Linked DNA regions of Homo sapiens: region 2 is linked to region 1. A link is an interaction called in ENCODE POLR2A ChIA-PET data of the cell type or tissue named here. Cell type or tissue: GM12878. All regions are shown on one strand. Each heading gives the region's core, and the rest is flanking DNA. Links, peaks and the distances in the headings are about the cores only. Region 1 overlaps FNBP1 (formin binding protein 1). Region 2 overlaps FNBP1 (formin binding protein 1).

Region 1 (2,921 bases), core at 317-2,816:
AAAATAACTTAAGATCTCAAACAGGCATCACATCAGAATGCCATCATTATATATAATATGTATGCATGTACTTACACGCACACACATACACACACACACAACCCATGAGAGCAGATAAAAGCTTTCTGACAATAAATCCACTCACGCCAATATTTTAGAATATTTTACCCAAGTAGAATATTTTACCCATGAAAGCTGGTGCCAGAGGTACCCCACCCAGCACCATTTGGTTGGAAGTGGCTGTGATCCTCTTCCTGTAGCTCCACAGAATCCCTAATCATGTTTTAGCTTTAGCTGCATAATTCCTTCTGTAAGCATATTACCTCCTAATAGATTCATAATGCCCTTTGCCCTGTTTCTATGCAGTAATCCTGAAAACATAACAAGGGCCCTAGACGTGAACTGTGGAAGACGCTGAATAAGGACCAACATGTCTACAGTCCAGCCTAGAAAGTAAGCTGTGTAGAAGATAATAAATCAAAGTATATTTTAGACGGTCTGCCTTTTATGTTAAAGGAACACTGTCTCTCCAGGAGTTTTTCTTCCATGCTTGGACATACAATTGCAAAGGACGATCTATTTCTACAGTCTCACTCACTCTCACTGACTACAAGGATAGGGAAACCTTCAAAAACAGCAAAATACTGTGATACATCAGATTCTCCAAAGCCGCAGCAAAAAGACAGGACTGTCTTTTTCTCAGTCCCTGCATCCAGCTGCTTTGAATTAATATCCACTTCTGAAACTCTGGCCTAGGAATGCACCATTGTTCTAACCAAATTTCACTATGGAAAATCTATTTCTGTTTAGCAAATTGTTTATTTGACAATGGAATTTAAGAGTCGCTAAAACTAGTGTTGAATCAATTACTCATTATGACAAAAATACCTTTAAAATATCTTGTATTTTGGAGAACTTATTTGGGATAACAGTTAATGGTATTTTGGAGACTATCTCCTAATGTCTAAGACTAAGTGGAGCTAATAAGCATCATGACTTCTCATCTCTTTTTAAAAGTCAGTCTAAAAATAGCAACTATTACCTCAAAGAGATAGTGTTTCCATTCTAAACCAGACCATAAGCTATTCTTTCAATTAAATTAAATTTCCCATTCTGAGAATAAAGACACTGCATCTTACAGCAATATTACTACAGGGCAGAAAGATGTACAGAGAGTTGGCTTGTTTTACTTGCAACGAGTCAGTGTCACAGAATTTCAAGATAATGTTCTAAAAAGTCCAGAATAACCCCCGCTGCCTAGGCTGGGTCACAGACGTCTTAGAATCAGATCTACGCTGCTTTTGTTGTCCAACAGGAAGACAGAATTTAAACTTGAGAATTTTTTGACAAACCCTTGGGAATCTCCCTCAAATAAATCCAAACAGACCTAAGGATGTATGGCTTATACATGATTTCACTTCTTGGTAATTTTTTTTTTTTGAGACAGAGTCTCACTCTGTCGCCCAGGCTGGAGTGCAGTGGCACAATCTTGGCTCACTGCAACCTCTGCCTCCCAGATTCAAGCAATTTTCCTGCCTCAGCCTCCTGAGTATATGGGATTACAGGCACCCGCCACCACGCCCGGCTAATTTTTGTATTTTTAGTAGAGACAGCGTTTCACCATGTTGGCCAGGCTGGTCTCGAACTCCTGACCTCAAGTGATCTGCCTGCCTCGGCCTGCGTTAGCCTCCCAAAGTGTTGGGATTACAGATGTGAGCCACCACGCCCAGCCCACTTCTTGGTAATTCTTAACATAGTCCATTCTCAATATCATTATGGAACTAAGCCATACTGCCTAAAAGGTCAGAGTTGCAGTTTCTAAATAAAGAAAACAATATTTTAGAAACTGAACTGTAGCCCAATATTTTGAAATCCTAATGGGTTTAAAGACAAAAATACCGTCATCCATTCAGTTAGCTAAATTTAGATTATTAGCATGGCCTAAATGTGTGGCTATTTCCTGTTTAGCTCATTTTTTTTTTTTTTTTTTTTAAGACAGGGTCTCCCTCTGTTACCCAGACTGGAGTGCAGTGGCACCATCATAGCTCACTGCAGCCTCAAACTCCTGGGCTCAGGCGACCCTGCCACCTGAGCCTCCCCAAATGCTGGGATTACAGGCATGATGAGGCACCATATGCCAGGCCTGTTTAATTCAATATTACTTTTTCCTTAATATTTCAAAATATTAAGGAGAATAACACTCTTGGCAGTGTCTCAATTGTCATAAGCAGAGAATACAAGTGTACTAAGAAACTTGCTCATTTCACATGAGGCATGTGGTATAACCGAGTTATAACCTTGCATCTTACCACTCTTGCATCATCATTTTTCTTTTCTTTTCTTTTCTTTTTCTATTGAGATGGAGTCTCACTCTGTTGCCCAGGCTGGAGTGCAGTGGTGCAATCTCGGTTCACTGCAACCTCCGCCTCCCAGGTTCAAGTGATTCTCCTGCCTCAACCTCCTGAGTAGCTGGGACTACAGGTGCCTACCACCATGCCCAGCTAATTTTTTGTATTTTTAGTAGAGATGGGGTTTCACCTTGTTAGCCAGGATGGTCTCGATCTCCTGACCTCGTGATCCGCCTGTCTCGGTCTCCCAAAGTGCTGGGATTATAGGCATGAGCCACCGCGCCCAGCCCTCTTGCATCATTTTTCAAGGCTGCCTATGGCTTTTGACCTTTTAACTAGATGAGCAAATATAGACTGGTTCTATTTATACATTGATCGAATGAATAAATAAAGAGACTTACTAAGTTTTTAACATGGCCCCAGATCTCTCAGTTTTATACATTGCTGTTCCTTAAATGATAAACTATATAGGTTGGTGCAAAAGTAATCGCAGTTTTTGTCATTTGAATGGAAGGGCAAAAACCACAATTACTTTTGCAGCAACCTGATACTTAAAGCAGCAGTGTCCAGAGC
Region 2 (2,921 bases), core at 212-2,711, 82 kb after region 1:
TTGAGCACTTACTATGCCAAATACTATTCTAGAAACTGAGGGCCTAGCAGGTAAAAGAAGACACAACTTCTCTATTCTCATGGAGCTCACATACTAGTAGGTCTTTACAGTACAGAGCTATGAAGAAATATCAGAAAGATTAATTCAAAATTTATTTACATTCCCATGAGGAAAACCAATAGGTCTCTGTATATGAACATTTTAAAGTGTCTTGATACCTTCTAGCAGGAATGATAATAAAACTATTTAACAATCCATTATCAATAGACTCCCTGTCCAATCAGAAGAGGCCAGCAGTACCAAGCATCCTGGCTAAAAATCCAGCCTCGACTACTGCCCAGGTCTTTACTAGAAAAGGTGAACCAATTACACACTCACCAACAGTATACAAGGATCCCTAACTTGCTGAACCCTGACTAGGACTGAATACTACCATTTGCAAAACAAAAAAACTACCTTATTTGGTAGGCAAATTGCTTTTTTTGCATTTATTTCTTTTGTTTTGTTTTGTTTTGGAGATAGGGTCTCACTCTGTTGCCTGGACTGGAATGCATTGGCACAATTTCGGCTCGCTGTAACCTCAACCTCCTGGGCTCAGGTGATCCTCCCACCTCAGCCTCCTGAGTAGCTGGGACTACAGGCGCAAGCCACCATGCCTGGCTAATTTTTGTATCTTTTGTAGAGATGGGGTTTTGCCATATTGCCCAGGCTGGTCTTGAACTCCTGGGCTCAAGCAATGCACCTGCCTCGGTCTCCCAAAGTGCATTTATTTAATTATTCATGAAATTAATGTTTTAGACATTTTCATTTGGAATTTGGAATTCCTTTTGTAACTGTTCTCTTCTTAATCTTTGTTCATTCATCTATTAGAAATTTTGTATTTATTGTTTTGCATAAACTTCTTATATATTAAGGTAACTGTCTTATTTTGAATAAATGTTTATCTAGTTTGATTTAAAATTTTATATATTATTGTTACAGACTGAATGTTTATGCCTCCCTTTCCCAATTCATATGTTGAAACCTAATCCCCAGTGCAGTGGTACCTGGAGGTGGGCCCTTTGGGAGGTGATTAGGTCATGAGGGTGGGCCCCTTGTGAATGGGATTAGTGCCCTTTTAATACTCCTTTTGTGAAACTCCACTTACCAGGAGGTGCTCTTGGCATTGTTCAGGTAGTTCTAACATGAGTTTCTTCTTCACAATACCTGATTCATCACATCCCCCACTATCAGTCAAGACATACTGCACTACCAATCTAGATGTCCTTTGAAAATATTTGCTGAGGCCGGGCATGGGGGCTCACACCTGTAATCCCAGCACTTTGGGAGGCCGAGGCTGGCGGATCACCTGAGGCTGGGAGTTCAACACCAGCCTGACCAACATGGAGAAACCCTGTCTCTACTAAAAACACAAAATTAGCTGGGCGTGGTGGTGCACGCCTGTAATTAGAGCTACTCAGGAGGCTGAGGCAGGAGAATCGCTTGAACCTGGGAGGAGGAGGTTGCGGTGAGCCAAGATCTCGCCATTGCACTCTAGCCTGGACAACAAGAGCAAAACTCTGTCTCAAAAAAAGAAAAGAAAAGAAAATATTTGCTTAATGCATGAATGAGTCAATGGAAACTTCTACTGAATTCTTTCTAGCCTGTGGTCAGAGTTGGTTTTGTTCACATACGTAGTTTATTATGTTGGGTTTCAGGAATGTGCCAGTGACTCTGCAAGGTGCTGGGGATGTAACTGTGAACAGAAGAGTCCCCTGATCTCATGGAGCTGTTAAAAATGTCATTTGGCAGAGCAGGGTGGCTCATGTCTATAATGACAACACTTTGGTAGGCTGAGGTGGGAGAATCACTTGAGCACAGGAGATTGAGACCAGCCTCAGCAACATAGCAAGACCCCATCTCTTTTAAAAAAAAGGTAATTTATGAAGAGCATGCAATAACGTGAGAATTTTACCTATTAAAAAATAATTCAATCATACCATAAGGAGTTCTTCAAGTCCCTGAGATCAGCTGCAAAAAAAAGCTAAAAGTCTCTAGTACATGGCTGCCTTCCCTAAGCTGTTGCCAAAGAATGTGAGATATCTAAGTGTTTATATACCTATAAACCTAGCACAAGTGTTTTCTTTTCATTAATTATACACGGGTAGTTGGTTCTACTTAATAACTGAACAGTATTCAGCTTTAAAAAATAAACATTAACAGATATTTCAAAGAAATCCCACCATGTTTGGCTCTATTTTTAAGTGGCTTTAAATTATTTGTTGCTTCATCTCATTTCAATGTTTTGAGCTCCTATTTCTGTTACAAATTTCTTCTAGGCAAATGTGAATGTAATTAACACACTAATATCATGTTTTAAAAACAAATCCAGGCTGGGTGCGGTAGCTCACGCCTGTAATCTCAGCACTTTGGGAGGCCAAGGCAGGAGGATCACTTGAGGTTGGGAGTTCAAGACCAGCCTGGCCAACATCGCGAAACCCAGTCTCTACTAAAAATACAAAAATTACCCAGGTATGGTGGTGGGTGCCTGTAGTCCCAGCTACTCTGGAGGCTAAGGCAGGAGAATCACTTGAACCCGGAAGGCAGAGGTTGCAGTGAGCTAAGATCGCACTACTGCACTCCAGCCCGGGTGACAGAGTGAGACTCCATCAAAAAAATAAAAAACAATGGACATCATGGTCTGGTCTAACGTGGTTTTTTTTTTTTTTTTTTTTTACCTCCCCAATACAACACTCTTCTTTTTTTTTTTTTTTTGAGACAGAGTTTCACTCTGTCGCCCAGGCTGGAGTGCAGCGGTGCAATCTCGGCTCACTGCAAGCTCTGCCTCCTGGGTTCATGCCCTTCTCCTGCCTCAGCCTCCCAAGTAGCTGGGACTACAGGCACCTGCCACCACGCCTGGCTAATTTTTTAATATTTTTAGT

Evidence for each region. ChIA-PET counts read pairs that join two places held together with the same protein. Peaks named below come from ENCODE experiments on the same cell type or tissue, not always from the same donor. Only the 100,000 strongest peaks of a DNase experiment are listed, where the experiment ranks them.
Region 2: POLR2A ChIA-PET joins it to region 1 with 10 read pairs; 10 of 35 experiments call an interaction of 5 or more read pairs at or near these places.

Annotation. Positions count from the first base shown.
Region 1 is chr9:129,933,150-129,936,070 of GRCh38, forward strand. The region is part of intron 6 of FNBP1 (formin binding protein 1); the gene reads right to left. Among named protein-coding and RNA genes, the nearest start is that of MIR6855, 65 kb to the left of the region's middle. RefSeq lists an enhancer at 1-38. In GM12878, for the core only: no CTCF peak of the experiment used is centred there; no DNase peak of the experiment used is centred there; H3K27ac peaks cover 2,023 bases.
Region 2 is chr9:130,015,178-130,018,098 of GRCh38, forward strand. All of the region lies in intron 1 of FNBP1 (formin binding protein 1), which reads right to left. Among named protein-coding and RNA genes, the nearest start is that of FNBP1, 27 kb to the right of the region's middle. In GM12878, for the core only: no CTCF peak of the experiment used is centred there; a DNase peak (open chromatin) is centred at 1,694; H3K4me3 peaks cover 293 bases; H3K27ac peaks cover 2,500 bases.